Regions from separate parts of the Homo sapiens genome. Here region 1 is linked to region 2. A link is a loop called in an ENCODE intact Hi-C map of the cell type or tissue named here. Cell type or tissue: heart right ventricle. All regions are shown on one strand.

Region 1 (8,000 bases), 110 kb after region 2:
AAGAGTCTAGCACACACAATCATGTACAGTACACAATACTTGATAATGATAATTAACAACTATGTTACTGGTTTCTGCATTTACTGTACTATATTTTTATCAGTATTTTAGAGTGTACTCCTACTTATTTCTTTTAAGTTAACTGTAAAATGCCCCAGGCAAGTGGTTCAGGAGGTATCCAGAAGAAGGCACTGCTGTCACAGGAAATAACAGCTCCATGCGTGTATTACCCTGAAGACCTTCCAATGGGACAAGATGTGGAGGTGGAAGGCAGTAATATTGACAATCCTGACCCTGTGTAACCCTAGGCTAATGTGTGTATTTGTGTTTTAGTTTTTAACAAAAAATGTTTAAAAGGTAAAAGAAAAAAATTAATTTTACAAATAAAAAAAGCTTACAGAAGAAGGATATAAAGAAAAATATTTTGGTACAGTTGTATAATATTTGTGATTTAATCTAAGTGTTATTAAAAAAGAGTCAAAAAGTTAAACAAAATTTAGACATTTATAAAGTTAAAAAGTTACAGTAAGCTAAGATTATTATTGAAGAAAACTATTTGTTATAAATTGAGTGTAGTCTAAGTGTACTGTGTTTGTAAAGTCTACAGTAGTGTACAGAAATGTCCTAGGCCATCACATCCACTCACCACTCACATCCTGAATCACTCAGAGCAACTTCCAGTCCTGCAAGCTCCATTCATGCTAAGTGTCCTATACAGGTGTACCTTTTTTATCTTTTATACAATATTTTTATTGTATCTCTTCCATGTTTGCATAAACAAATACTTATTGTGTGTGTTACAATTGCTTGCAGTATTCAGTATAATAATATGCTGTACAGGTTTGCAGCCTTGGAGCAATGGCTGTACTGTATAGCCTATATGTGTACTGGGCTACACCACCTAGGCTTGTGTAAGTGTACTCACTCCATAATGTTCACATAACAAAATCACCCAAAGATGCATTCCTAAAAATATATCCCTGTCATCAAGTGAGGCATGACTGTACATGTTACGCTTAGTGTCTTAGTCCATTTAGTGTTGCTAGATAGGAATACATGAGGTTGGGTAATTTATAAAGAAAACAGGTTTATGTAGCTCACAGTTCCACTGGCCAGAAGGTTCAAGACTCGGCATTTGGCGAGGGCCTCAAGCTGCTTCCACTTATGGCAGCAGGTGAAGGGAAGCTGGCATGTGCAGAGATCACATGGTGAGAGAGGAAGCAAGGGTGAGGAGGCAGGCTCTTTGTAACAACCAGCCCTCATGGAAACTAATAGAGTGAGAACTCACTCACCAACCCACAGAACATTCATCTACTCAAGTGGGATCTGCTCCTGTGACCTAAACATCTCCTATTAGGCCCCGACCTCCAACATTGGGCATTAAATTTCAACATGAGATTTGGAGGGCTCAGACACCCAAACTATACCACTAAGGAACACAGTGGCTTGGTTAAATTGGAAAAATGAATACAACTCCCTGAGGCCCTCAGAAGAACCTTCCTTCCCAGAAGAAGCTGGACATTCTAATTCAGGTCCTAAGCTGGGGAAGGACCATGAGTGGGAAAAGGTAGGAATTGAGGCTTTTTTCTCCCTTTTTACATGTTAATACAAAGCCCTGCCTCCTCCATCCTGACCCCCCTATCTCCTCTCTGCCTCCTATGCTTACAGAAAGGCACTAGATGCAGTACTTTCATGTCTACCACCTCATTTAATCTTCATGACAATGTGTGTGGCAGAGGAGGCGGCAAAAATTCTCATTCCCATTTCACACACGAGGAAACTAAGGCTCAGTTGGATCAGGGACTGCCCAGAGAGGAGATGACCATCCTGAAAAGAACTTCAGCTGACAAAGCAAGAGCAAGAGGTGAAGAGCAAGAGGCTTTCAAAAAGGTGGGAGGGAAGATTTCTGACTGAGGGGCTTAAGACCCTCCATGAGGGGATCCCACCCTGTGCCCTGGGGACAGGAATGCTAGTGTCATGAAGCTTCGGTAAAAAAACCCAAGCGGACAGGGTTCAAGGAGCTTCCAGACAGCTGAACATGCTGAGGTTCCTGGAGGGTGGCACCCACGGAGGGCATAGAAGCTCCACACCCTGTCCCCCACCCCTCACCCCACGTGTCTCTTCATCGGTATCCTTTGCAATATCTTTTACAATAAACCAGTAAACATAAGTAGGGGTTTCACCAAGTTCTGTGAGCCGCTCCAGCAAATTCATCAAAGCCAAAGCGGGGGTTCTGGGGACCCCAACTTGAAGCTGGTGGGTCAGAAGTTCCGAGGAGGCCCAGACTTATCATTGGTGTGTGGGTAGGGGCAGTCTTGGGGACTGAGCCCTCAATCAGTGGGCTCTGACATTATCTCTGGGTAGACACTGTTGGAACTGAATTAGAGGATACTCAGCTGGTGTCTCTACTTGTGTGCTGATGATTGTTGTGGTGTGAGAACAAAGAAAAAACAGAGAGTTTTCCCTACACACAGCCCAAAATACTATCTTAAAAAAATTTTGAAGACAGGTTAACCAAAGGTTCTGGCAGCCATCCATGTCCAAAACAAACCAAATGTGTTGCCCGTAAAACATTTGCTCTTGAAAAGTAGTCCCTTAGCCAGGCGCGGTGGCTCACACCTGCAATCCCAGCATTTGGAAGGCCGAGGCAGGTGGATCAGCAGGTCAGGAGATCAAGACCATCCTGGCTAACACAGTGAAATCCCATCTCTACTAAAAATACAAAAAAATTAGCCAGGCGTGGTGACACACGCCTGTAGTCCCAGCTACTCGGGAGGCTGACGCAGGAGAATCACTTGAACCTGGGAAGTGGAGGTTGCAGTGAGCGGCGATCGTGCCACCGCACTCCAGCCTGGCAACAGAGTGAGACTCCGTCTCAAAAAAAAAAAAAAAAAAAAAGTAGCCCCTTGACTTTTTTCAGTTGTTCAGGTAACATCACTGTAGACACAATCTGTAGATTCTTCTACTGACTTTTTACATGGAAATAGTTAATATCTTTGGGGAAAAAACTAAGCACATTTTCCAGGCTGGAAAAGCCAAGGCTTCAGCTTTTGCATTCTGTCTCCTTTTGTGCTTCTCAATCTTCAAGCAATCCTGTGTAACCGTATGGCCTGTCCTCAACTAGCATGCTGTACAAAGTGCGTTTTCCTGATTCTGGGCTTCGAAGAGTGCTTGAGAGGTGGGGGCATTACACACTAATGTCCGAGGACATCTGATGACTGGACAAATCTCTTCCCCAAAGCAACACCTGACAAGAGTAAGGAAGTCAGAGCCAGGGCGGAGTGGCAGGTGTCCAAGGTAAGGACAGGACTGAAAGGGTTAAGCTGAACAGCACTGATGATAAGGAACTTGGGTGGTGAGCTCCCGCTCTAATCGGCTGCCTTTTCCATGTATTTTAATCTTTCTCTTTCTGAAAAACACCCAGTCATTGGACATCAGGAGAACCTGACTTCATCTTTCCTGCCCCTTACAGCCACAATCTGTTTCTACCCATAGAACATTTCTGACATCAAACACATGGGTGTCTTCCACCTCAACAACCAAGTCTCCAACTCTCCAACAACAATCGGGTGTCCCAGAATTCAATTCCATTTTGACCCTAACTACCCGGAGTCACAGACCCCACAGGTCAGGGGCTCAGCCCCACAAGTCTGCCCCCATTTCAGACACCAAGCATAAGTCCCAGGCCTCCTGTGCTTCTGACTGACTGGCTATCAGTGGGGTTTCTCACAACCCCCTCTCCGGTTTAGTAACTTGTGAGAACGGCTAGCAGAACTCTGTGAGAATGGCTGGCAGAACTCAGGAACAGTTTATGGCTATTACTGGTTTATGATAACAGATACAACTCAGATCAGCCAAATGGAAGAAATACACAGGGCAAGATTGGGTGCACAGAGCTTCCATGACCTCTTGGGAGGCGTCACCCTCCCCCAGCTCCTCAAAGTGTTCACCGACCAGAACCCTGTCACTTAGGGGTTTGATGGAGGCTTCGCTGTGTAGACATGGTCGATTAAATCATTGCCCACTGGGGACTAACTCCCTCTTTCGCCCTTCTTCCCTACCAGGAGGTCTGGGATGAGGCTGAAAGTCACAACCCTCTAATCACAGAGTTGGTTCCTCTGGCGACCAGCTGGCACTCTGAGGCCAGCTAAGAGCCCACCAAGAGTCATCTCATTAGCATAAGCCAAGGTATGGTTGAAAGGAGTTTATGGTCGGGCACAGTGCTCACGCCTGCCGAGGCAGGTGGATCACCTGAGGTCTGAGACCAGCCTGGCTAACATGGTGAAACCCCGTTTCTACTAAAAATACAAAAAATTAGCCAGGCGTGGTGGCGCGTGCCTGTAATCCCAGCTACTCAGGAGGCTGAGGCAGGAGAATCGCTTGAACCCAGGAGGCGGAGGTTGCAGTGAGCTGAGCTCGTGCCATTGCACTCCAGCTTGGGCAACAAGAGGGAAACTCCATCTCAAAAAAAAAAGGAGTTTATGATGAAAAACAAAAGATATTCCTCTAACCTCTATCACCCAGGAAATTACAAGGGTTTTAGGAGCTCAGTACCAGGAAATGGAGGATGAAAACCAAATATATATATTTCTTATTATATCACAATATCATACCCCTAGAACCTGCAGCCAAATTGTCCGGCACATATACTTGGATACCTACCAATAATCATTCTGGGGAAACCATATCTACAAAATGCCATGCCACATTTTGTCAGCTTGAAAATATTAAACCCTACTGAAAAAATGTAAGGTTTCTTCTTCAGATTTAAATGTCTACTTATTTCAAAATGAATTAGTAGTTCTCTGGGTTTCATAATGTTTAATTCATTAATAACTACAGCTTGAGAATTTGAAAGGAGATTGCTTCCAGGATAAAATTAAATATAAAACTCTAAGCAGTGATTCATGGCTGTTCCTATCTAAATTACTAATCCATGTGACAAACCTGGTTGGCAGCACAAAAAACGCAATACTATTTGTCCCCCATTGCCTTTATAGACTTTGTTGAATTGTTTTTGCAAACTTCCTAAATCCAAGTACTAGATAATCCCCTGCTAGCAGCTTCCATCCCGTTGTGGAATTTAGTTTAGAGTCTCTGTTGCCACAGAGAGTTTCACAATGGACTAATACTTTGTACCTCAGAAAAGAATTTTCTGAACATTAGAGTTTAGACATAGAGCCCAATGGACTTCCAAGGAAACTCACTTTAAGTTGAAGGCAAATATTCCCATGACAGCTGTCCCAATCCCCAAAGAAACCTACAAAAAATCTGCTCAAAAACATTTTTTTAAATGCCTATTTTCTTTTAGTTTGCAAGGAAGGCTAGTCAGCTGAGTGTCAATTACATATCTCCCTGTTAGAACAATCAGGCACTAGAGTCATCATGTTGTCCAACAGATGATATAAGGCTTCTTAAATTTCACCAAGCCCTGGTTATTCTGCCTCCTAAAATTTCTCTCAGGTCTATTCCTCCCACTGCCTGGGTTCATTCTTATGTCTGCGTGGAGGAACAGGCAGGAATATTCCTGGCCATATACTCCCACCTCCAAGGGAATTTGGAGGGCTGAGTGGCACAGGGCCCCACCCCCTGTGGTAACCCCTGCCCAAATCATCACAAAGCCCAGCAAACTAGGTTCTCCCTGCCTCTCATCTCTCCCCAATACCAACCATCCAACCTACTGCTTCTAGACAGCGAGTCGGGCCCAGGTAGCCCCACGGATGGCTACTCCCCACCAGATGCCTTATACACGGGGACTCGTTTATCCTCAGGACAACTTGAGGAAGTCACCCTCATTGTCTTCTTATTACACACCAGGAGCTGGCAGCAAAGATGTTCAAACACTACCCCAAGCTACAGAGTGAGAATCTGCGAGGACAAGATTCACATCCACACTCTCGCCCGCGTTTCTGTGCTTTGAGCCACCTGATCATGCCATCCCATGGCTCCTTAGTACCAAGAGTGAGGCCACACACCCCAGCAGGGCCTACGCATCCTTTGGTGACTTGGCTACATTTCCAGCCTCATCCAACCTATGCCCTCCATCTGCCCTCTATCTCCATCAGTTACTTGCACATGGTATTCCCTGTGCTTCTCCTCCATGTCTCCTCTCCCTGCTGTGTGCTCCTACAGTGACATGTTCATCCCTTCATCAACCATTCACTACTTCCTCCCAACATTGGTGGTGACACCGGGGGTGTGACCTCAAAGCAGCAGCTCTGGCTTTCCCCTACTTGCCCGCTGTCCCCACCGCTGAGCAGCACATGACAAGACAGCCCATAGCTTTGGCACCAAGGAATGCATTAAGGCAAATCATCAGTGAAACTTTAAAAAGCAAAACAACACAAAAAAAACAGACTTAGGGGCTTGTCCCAAAATGACTGTTAGATCCCTTATAAGCTGGGGTGGAGGGATGGGAAGGGCCTTATGTGGGCTTATTAAACACTGCACATCAGGAATTTTTTTTTCTCACCAAACATCAAACATTGCAATCAAGTGAGAGGAGAACACCTAGATGCTCGCCAGCTGAAGTAGGAAGAAAGCCTGTGGCAGATTTTAAATCAGCAAGAGGTGGGAACTCAAGAGTTACCCATGCATGGCAAATACAAAGAGATTGGGGACCGGGTGCGGTGGCTCACACCTGTAATCCCAACACTTCGGGAGGCAGGTGGATCAATTGAGGTCAGGAGTTCAAGACCAGCCTGGCCAACATGGCGAGGCCCCATCTCTACTAAAAATACAGAAAATTAGTTGGGTATGGTGGCATGCTCCTGTAGTCTCAGCTACTCGGGAGGCTGAGGCAGGAGAATCACTTGAACCTGGGAGGCAGAGGTTGCAGTGAGAGGAGACTGCGCCATTGCACTCCAGCCTGGGCGACAGAGTGAGACACCATCTCAAAAAAAAAAAAGAGATGACAAACTGAATCTTCAGCTCAGTCTGGTTTTTATAGTTGTTTCCTGGGAGGAGGGGGAGCAGGGGCAAAGAGATATTTGAAAGGAGTTTGGTTGTTTTGTTTTTTATTTTTTTCATTTTAAGGAGGGAGAGCACCCACTATTGATGAAACTGTTATGGCAACCCCCAACCCAGGGTGAACCGTATGTAAACCAGGCTGAACTCTCCACATCGCCGGCCTCACCATCCTGGGATACAATTCTGACTATAAACTCAGCATCAGATAAACCTAGATATTACCAGCAATGCAGCAGGAAAAATAAAAATAACAACTGAATTCACAGTAATCATTTAAAATGTAAAATACTGCTCTTAAATCCTATAAAATGGCCACGAATGTCCAGTGCACACTAATTCTATAAGGAACCCCCACTGTACTATAAAAATACACAAAACGCACATAAAAATACAACTTTACTATTATGTAAATTTAACCTTAAACAAATATGCTAGCTAACACAAACAATATATTAAATCAATTTTGCTCACCTTCTTAGAACTTAACGAGCCTCCTAGGGGCAATTCAGATACCCCAGCTCCTCACTTAGAAAGCTGTCTGAGGAGATTCATGGTAATGTGTGCAGCTGGGCTTTTCCTGGCTCCTCTCTCCAGTCATTTTCCTCGTAGCCAGCACAGGCATTCAGAACAAGTTACCCACTGTAGAGGTTGGCCTTCGGGTGTTGCTGTAGACTTACAGCATATATCTGTGTTATGTTTCAGGGATGTTTAAAAGCATGTTAAAAATATGTCCCAATATTTCTCTTTTCCTCCTAGCTTATTCCAAGTCTCAAGAGCAGCTACACTGCTCAGTATCAGTTCAGAGACCACAGGACAGAGGTAAACCCAGCCCAGCCACCCCCAGCTGATCCTGCAGGGCACTGGGAAGCCACCAAGGTCATTAGAATAAGTACAGGTTTTAGGTCGGGTGCAGTGGCTCGTGCCTGTAATCCCAGCACTTTGAGAGGCCAAGGCGGGTGGATTACCCAAGAGTTTGAGACCAGCCTGGCCAACGTGGTAAAATCCCGTCTCTACTAAAACTACAAAAATTA
Region 2 (8,000 bases):
TTTTAAACTCAGCACACAATTCTCTTCGCAGGTTCTAAATATAGCTGGGCAAGGCTTCGGATTTTAGTGGGAGATGGCCAGAGGCGAAGCAACTGATAAAAGTAGCTGAATAGGCAAGTGTGTGGTCTGCTTTCCATTTCTGTTGGAGTTCCTATTTTATTTATGTATTTATTTATTATGTATTATTTTTATTTTTTATTTTATTTATGCTCCTTATTTATTTATTTATTTATTTGTTTATTCTCTATTTTTTGGCTTAACAACAGGAATGAGCTTGAAGATTTCCTTTTTGAAGGAATACGGGAGATACTCCTGAGGTCACGTATTTGATTAATGTTGAGATGTTTGCTCAGCCTCCCTTATCAAGGGGAGGGCACCTGCGTGGGGTGTGGAGCATACTTTGCAGATGCCAAGTGCCCAGCAGCACCCAACGGTGTCTCTCAATACGTGATCCAGAGACAGAGGCTCATTCCCCCACCATGGCACCCCGACCCTGGGAGTCTGGGCCTGCCTGGGTGTGGGTGATAGGCAGCCAGCCACACAGAGGGACAGGCAAAGTGTTGCCAGAGCAATTTGAATGCATCCCCACTCCACCACCCTTGTAATATGGAATGATCTCCCCATCTTTCCTTCCTGAGCTGGGAGGTGGGTTCGAGTGAGCACAGCCGGATACCATGGTAGGGCATACTCAGAGAAGGCCGGTGGGGAGAGGCTGGATTTTTCATTTCTTTCTTGTCTTTCTTGTCCTAGCTCTCCCTCTCTGAGCTAGGTGCAAGCTCCTGACGTAGGAAGCGATCCCTCCTTGCCACAGATAACCCACGTAGCCAGGTGCTGCCAAGCAGCTTCCACCTGGAGGAGGGCAGCTGCTCTGCGCATGACCAGTAGCTGTGGATGGCATCGTCGAGGCATCTGGAGGAAGCTGCAGCCCCACAAGGCCCCTGACCCCTCTGCCTTTCCCTCTGCTGGCTCCTCTTCCTCCCTCTTTCCCTGCTGTCCCCTGTAGAGAACTTTCTACCAGTCCACACACCAACCTAGGTGCAGCCCCCCTGCGTGACTCCCTCCCTGACTATCATAACCATGGCCAGCAGTATCTCCACATCTCTGCCCAGATCCCCCTGGGAAGGCTTATCCCAGGCCCCAGGTTTGGGGCAATGCCCAGTGGCATCGGATGGGGTCCCCCTTGAAAGGAAGCACAGAAAGACTGAGCCATCAACGTAGTCCCCTCCATCACCTGCCACTGTCCCCAAAATCTCCCACACCGGAAGTGTTTAGATTGTCTAAGGACAATATTGTCTAGGGTTTGAGGACCACCCCACAGCAAAAACACTAGAAAGCTAGTTCCAAAATGCAAATCCCAGGCCAAGCCCCTCACCTCCTGAGGCAGCATCCCTGGGTATAGATCTCAGAAATCTGCAGTTTTAATACAAAGGCCCCCTAAACTTAAAGAAACAGCCTGAATTCACATGGGCACACCTTACCTGAGCAGGCAATACAGTGACAAGGGTGGAAACAGAGGGGACGAGACCTGACACTGGGAAGGCCTGACAGAGGGAAGGAAGGAAAGCTCTCAGGCTAAGGGCGCTGGGAACCCCACTCTTCCCTCTAGGGAGTTGCCGTTCCCTGAGGGGCCTGAGGAGCCTCCTCCTGAAGCCCCAGCTATTCAAATTACACCTTTTCTTATTAGGACATCAGGAGGTGTTGCCCCTTAGCTTTCCATTCTAACCTCCTCAATGTAGGGGCCTTGCTGGTGTCGAGGACAGAGCGGAGGCCTCAAGGGTATGTGCAGTCTAGGTGGCCTTGGTGGAGGGGCAGGATTCTACATTTGGGAGGGGACTTCTTGCTGAACTCCTTCCAGATGGGTCAAATGGGGTAGACTGAGGGAGTGGTGTGGGAGGTGGTAAAGAACCAAGTAGGGACTGGATGGATCCTGGGAGTTTACAGGGCTGCCTCGGAGAGGGAGGGTGCTGAGAGAGAGGAGACCAGGGTGGGCACCAACGCGATCCCTGCAGGCTATGAGTGTAGGATCAGAGAGGGTTAAGGGCCAGAAGCCCCTGTGTGTTTAGGACTGTGGCACCATGGGTGCATCCCCTGAGAAGCGAAGCTCAGGCAGGAGCAGCAGTGGGCAAAGAGCCTGGTGGTGCAGGTGCAGGCCCTGTAGAGGAGGCAGTGACAACACCCAGCCCAGGCCGACTCTCTCTGCCTGTCCCCTGAGTCCCCTGGCACCTCTCCACATCTGCTCAGCCCTCCCAGTTAACCTAGCACTGGTAGATGGTTGATATGATTTGGATCTGTGTCCCCAAATCTCATGTTGAATTCTAATCCCCAGTGTTGGAGGTGGGGCCTGGTGGGAGGTGATTGGATCATGGGGGTGAATCCTTCATGAATGGCTTAGCTTTATCCCCTTAATGCTGTTCTTGTGGTAGTGAGGGAATTCTTGCAATATCTGGTTGTTTAAAAGTGTGTAGCACTTCCCCCCCAACACTCTTTTGTTCCTGTTCCAACTGTGTGAAGTGCTCACTCCCCCTTTGCCTTCTGCTATGACTGTTAAGTTTCCTGAGGCCTTCCCAGAAGCTGAGCAGGTGTCAGCATCATGCTTTCTGTATAGCCTGAGGAACCATAAGCCAATTAAACCTCTTTTCTTTAAAAATTACCCAGTCTGAGATATTTCTTTTCTTTTCTTTGAGACAGGGTCTGGCTCTGTCACCCAGGCTGGAGCGTAGCTGCACCTCTGCCTCCAGGGCTCAAGTGATCCTCCCACCTCAGCCTCACAAGTCACTGGGACCACAGCACGTGCCACCACACCCAGCTAATGTTTGCTTTCTTTGTAGAGACAGGGTTTCACCATGTTGCACAGGCTGGTCTCAAACTCCTGAGCTCATGCGATTCTCCTGTCTTGGCCTCCCAAAGTGATGGGATTACAGGTTTGAGCCACTGCACTCATCCTAGGTATTTCTCTATAGCAATGCAAGAAAAACTAATACGAAGGTGAATCCATCTGCAGATCCAGACTCCACAGGAAGCCAGCAAGTGTGATTGCGGGCTCTGCTGCATTTCAGGGGCGGTTCTATACTTGGCACGTGCATGCTTTCCCCAGCCTAGCATATTAGCCTGCTGGGGCTACTATAACAAAATACCACAAACTGAGTGGCTTAATACAACTGAAATGCATTCTCTCACACTTCTAGTGGCCAAAGTCCAAGATCAAAGTTTTGGCAGGGTTGGCTCCTTCTGGACACTCAGAGGGAGAGTCTGTCCTGTGTCTCTCCCCTGGCTTCTCCTGGTTGCTGGCAACCCTTGGCATTTTTTGCTTATAAATGCATCCCTCTTATCTCAGCCTGTACTGTCACGTGACCTTCTTCCCTGTGCATCTGTCTCTTGTCCTCTTCTTCTAAGGACAGCAGTCATATTGGATTAAGGGCCCAGCCACTCCAGCATGACCTCCTCTTAACTTGATGGCATTCAAAGCCATCAGGTTTGGAAACAAGGTCACATTACCAGGGACCGGAGGCTAGGACTTGAAGATACCCTTTGGGAGGAGACACCTGCAACGTTTGGATTGGAGAAGACTCAGTGACCTTCTGGGATGTCGTTTACCCTCCCTGGGCTGCAGCTTCCTTGTTTGTAGAGGAAGAGGTTAAATTAAACAATCTCTTCCAGGTCTCATGGTCTTCGAATCTGTTTTCTCCTCTGCTGTTTTCTCAGCTTCCTTCTCCCGATGGAAATAGGGGGCCAGTGTATTTCCCCTGCCTCCCCTCCCTCTCAGCCCTGCTTTCAAGTCTTAGAGCTGGCAAGGGCTTTGTGCAATACTCCAGGTCCTACCCTCAATTTCTGGTGGAACAACAGAATAAGCGGTCTCTGCATGCACACAAATCCCTTCAGCTCCGTCTGGGCCCAGCGGCAGCTGACCAACCAGCCCATCACACACCTTTCTGCAGGCCCCTTCCCCGCCCGGCCTCTTTCTCTACTCTTTTTGTTTATTTTTATTCCCCAGTCTCTCATCTCTCACCTATACAGTCAAGTTTCCAGCCTCTCTTTCCACCCACTGTTCAGCCATCAGTCAGCCTAAACATTCTACTTTCTGCCTTTCTCCCCACAAGCAACTTTGTTTGCAGAGAACCCACAGAGTTTGACATGTTGTCTGCAGACTCTCTGTCCACAGGCTGCAGGTGTAGTGGAGCCCGCTCCAGACTGAGACAGAGGCCCAGGTTTTTACCAGGCTGTGCTGCTGCCAGCCTGGTGTGACTACCCATCCCACCCCCTTCGATACCTGTGCCTCAGTTTCTCCCATGGATAATGGAGTGGGACTCAATGGGAGTAACAGACTCCAAGAACATGAATGGGGGTGAGCAGGGACCACCAAACACGTCCTCTGCCCATCTCATGTCCGACCCACTCACCTCCCAAGTAACAGGCACAACTTCACCAAATCTGTGGCCCCCCAACTGGGTGGATAAGGCCAGGACTTGCTTCTGATTTGCACAGCACATCCCCCCAGCATTGGAATAAAAGCTGCTCAGGATGGCCCTCGAGATAAGGTTTTCAGAGCTCTAGGGATCCAGACCCAAAACTGCGGGACCTCTGAGGAAGCACAGGTTCCTGCACTGAAGGCAGAGCACTGGCCATCTATTTTGACTCTAAATATTTGGAGGAATTCTGCGAGCTGTTTTGTAAGCTGCACTGAGGTAATGCTGTGTCATGGAAACCAGTGCAGGCAAGATTTCTAGGGAGAGGCAGTGTTTACCCTTGTTACATGGACTAGAGGTCAGCAAAAGCAGAAGCCCCTCAAGAGCGTGCGCAGAGCTGCAGAGGTAAGCTGGCAGGTCCCAACCAGTCTCCAGCAAATTTGGCCATGAAATGAGGAATCCCTGGGACCTCCGTTTTTCTTGGCCATGTCCCTTGCTGGGCACCTATATGCGTGATCTTATTTCAGCTTCATGATTCTTGCAGGCATCATTATCAATGTTTTTGTTGCTGTTTTAACTGGCGGGGTGGGCGGGGAGAGAGGGGAAATCACGTTCCCAGAGACATATAGCTAAAGAGAAAGTGAAGATTTGAGCCTGACACCAGCCATGCTTTTCCTGACATTCCTGGCAGTGTGAAAGGAAGGACAGCAATATGGTTTTCTTGAAGGGGTAACAAGTTTCAGCAAATAATTTTGCTTATATCTTACGAGAGAGGCATGGATGTTTGCTGGGAGGGAAAGGAGCTAGTAGCAAGTGGAAGAGGAAAGACTCCAAAACCAAGAGGAGGGCTCTTCTCTCCCAGAGTTGAGGGGGGAAGGATGGGAGGGAGGTAAAGGTCAGAAATCTCTCTTTATTTGGAATGGTTTGCACAGCGGCTCACAATCGGAGCTTCCCTCTGCCTCAGACAGGCCTCTTCTCTAACAGGTGTAATGCAGTGATGTTTTCCTTTGGCTTCCTTGCTGAGTCATGACTAGATTTGCCTGGGAAAGCTCAGATATTACTGATTCAGTGTTCATTCCTTTTTCCTCCTTACCACCAGCCTTCAACACTCCATATGACGCCTTCAATAGGAAGGGAGGAAGATAAATAACATGGAAACAGAGAGAATCACCTGGACCAATTTTGGTATTAAAAAACCTGGAAAAAGCATTACATGTTTGTCTTTAATTTTTCTGCCCTCAGAGTGAATCTTGGTCATCGTTACAGAACTGTAGAGCTCCAAGATGATACCTTTTATTTCTAAGGATCCTGCATGCAGTGTGAGAAGCTGGCTGACGTTGCTAGCTCCACTTCAAAGGTAAAGAAACTGAGTCAGGCAGAGAGAGCACCAGATCTGTCTGAGCTCAGTGGAGGCGAACAATCAGAGACTCGACTGAATAACAGCCTCAGAAAAAGGATGCAGTTTAGTCTTCCAGCTACGGGCTAAGGTGTCTTATTTTTTCTAGAGTAATAAAAATCAGAATTTTAAAGTATATTCCCTTACTTACCCTGGAGGGCTCAAGAACTCTTTCTTCTTGCTTTTTATGACTCCGATTTTACCTGTAGAAGTAAGTGGCACTATAAATCCCAAACAGCTTCCTACCTGCTGTTCTTCCCTAGTGAGGCTTGAAGTGATTACTAGATATGGTTTCAGGCTCTGCAAAATGATAGGAAACTTAGGGAGTTTGCTTTCTTCTCAGATTTACCAGGAAGAGAGGGTAATTTAAATGGCATTTCATTATCTCAAAAGAGATGACAATAAATATATTCTTCTGTTACTGAGAACAGACAAGTAATTTCTATTCTTGGAGATCTTTCCATGGGAATTAGAGTAAAACTTCCAAGTTCAAACATGTTGCCTTTCCTTATTAGAAAATCTTGTACTAAATTGTCACTCTTTAAAACCAGTCACAGTTGAAACTCATCTCTTCCTTAACAATGGGTGGAGGTAGAGAGGAGAGGAATTCAGAACCCTACAGACCCTAATGCCCATGAAACCCCCCTCATGCTTGACCACTTTAGAGGCTGTCTCCCCACTACCAGATGGGAAGAAACTGGTTGACAATCTGCAAGTTGTCTTAAAGAGGACAGCACCTGCTCCAGGCCCCAAGTTATTAAGAAGTACACGTTAAACCAGAATCTCATTACGGCTGTCAGAATTATAATGATTGACAGCTGGAAAATCTTATCATGCATTTCCGCAGGATTGCAGCAAAGCTTTGATTAGCATTTAGGCATTCACATTTGCAGAAGCAGCATTTTTATTTGCTCTTAAATAATTTTTTATAACACTCAGACCCAGCACTGAAATGCTATAGTGTACTGATGAGGAGGCTGGTGCCACACAAAACCAAGATGGGCTTTGTTTTGTTTCTCCTCAATATTATCCTGGCTAGCATGACCCTGGTTTCCCATCTCTTGGATAAAGAAGGAGCTGAACAGAAGTTATTCAGCTTGTGATTTGCGCCAGGAGATGACACAGACTTGCTCTTGACCTCTAAAAAGCACTTCCAAATTCTCAAGTGTAATAGAAATGAACAGCACAGAGGATGGTTTTAAGATAAATAAATCAAAGTGCCATCTTAATTTACAACCAAGAAGGGGCATGTCTATACATTAGACTAAATAAAACCCCATGGTTACAAGAAAATTAGCATATGGCCAGTAAAGGTATTTTCATATAATCTCGGCTTAATATTTAAAGTCATTGGTAACTAATGGTGAAAAATGAGATTTTTTTTCCCCAAAACTACTCCTACTGGCAGAGAATATGGTACTATTGTATCATAAAGGCTATGAGCTCCACTTATTGCCATAGTTTTTGGAAATAGTAATTGTGTTGGTTTTTAGCTATTGCTTCCCAGATCCAAATCCACTATTCCATACTGTGCTTTATGATTCTGGCATTGGGATGCCATAAATGTCATTTCTCCTTTTTCTATGCTGCTAACTGATATAGAGAGTTTTATTTTCCTGATGCCTATTGCAAATAAAGAGATTTTTAAAATCCAATATTTGGAGTGTTTTATTCCCACCAAAACTCTTCCAAATGGGGCATTTTATGGAAATGTGATGTTTGATGAAGCTTCTAGGGTCAGGGACCAAACACTGAGTAGATGAGAATGCAGCAGCTCCCTCTGGGAAAGACCTGTTCATTCTACTAATCTCATGATAGGTAGGTAATTGCAGAAAACTATTGCAAATCTCCAAGACTGCAGAAGACTATCTATTGCCTGAAATACCCTGGAAGTAAGTGGCACCACTGGGAGCTGTGGTGCTTGCAAGGCCCTGAGGTATCTCTTTGATGGTCTTAAACAACAGGGCATGATTGCTCAACTTCCCCTCAAAAGCACCACATACCAGAGCCCTAGACACCATTCCTACCCAGAGGCTGGGGCAGTGAAAGAAGTCCTGGTGGATCAAATGGCCGAGGAGATATGGCCCATTGGGAGCATCAAATCTCATCTCTAAGTCCCTGAGCTGAATTTGATATTTTCCATGTTAGCAATTTTTAATATATTGACATTCACGATGGGCAACTCCTGAGACTTTCTCGTG

What was found. A loop is a pair of places that touch in the nucleus more often than their neighbours do. Peaks named below come from ENCODE experiments on the same cell type or tissue, not always from the same donor. Only the 100,000 strongest peaks of a DNase experiment are listed, where the experiment ranks them.
Region 1: it touches region 2 in a loop (1.9-fold over the local background); 4 of 110 quality-filtered maps call a loop at or near these places.

What each region holds. Positions count from the first base shown.
Region 1 is chr18:61,860,557-61,868,556 of GRCh38, forward strand. The region is part of intron 1 of RNF152 (ring finger protein 152); the gene reads right to left. Among named protein-coding and RNA genes, the nearest start is that of RNF152, 28 kb to the right of the region's middle. In heart right ventricle, no CTCF peak of the experiment used is centred here; no DNase peak of the experiment used is centred here; H3K27ac peaks cover 1,828 bases.
Region 2 is chr18:61,751,036-61,759,035 of GRCh38, forward strand. It overlaps LINC01544 (long intergenic non-protein coding RNA 1544), which reads left to right. Exons shown (of 4, transcript NR_103449.1): 3 at 32-113; 4 at 751-3,660. LOC124904315 (a long non-coding RNA gene) reads left to right here and starts at 4,746. Exons shown (of 2, transcript XR_007066396.1): 1 at 4,746-4,808; 2 at 5,503-5,612. In heart right ventricle, no CTCF peak of the experiment used is centred here; no DNase peak of the experiment used is centred here.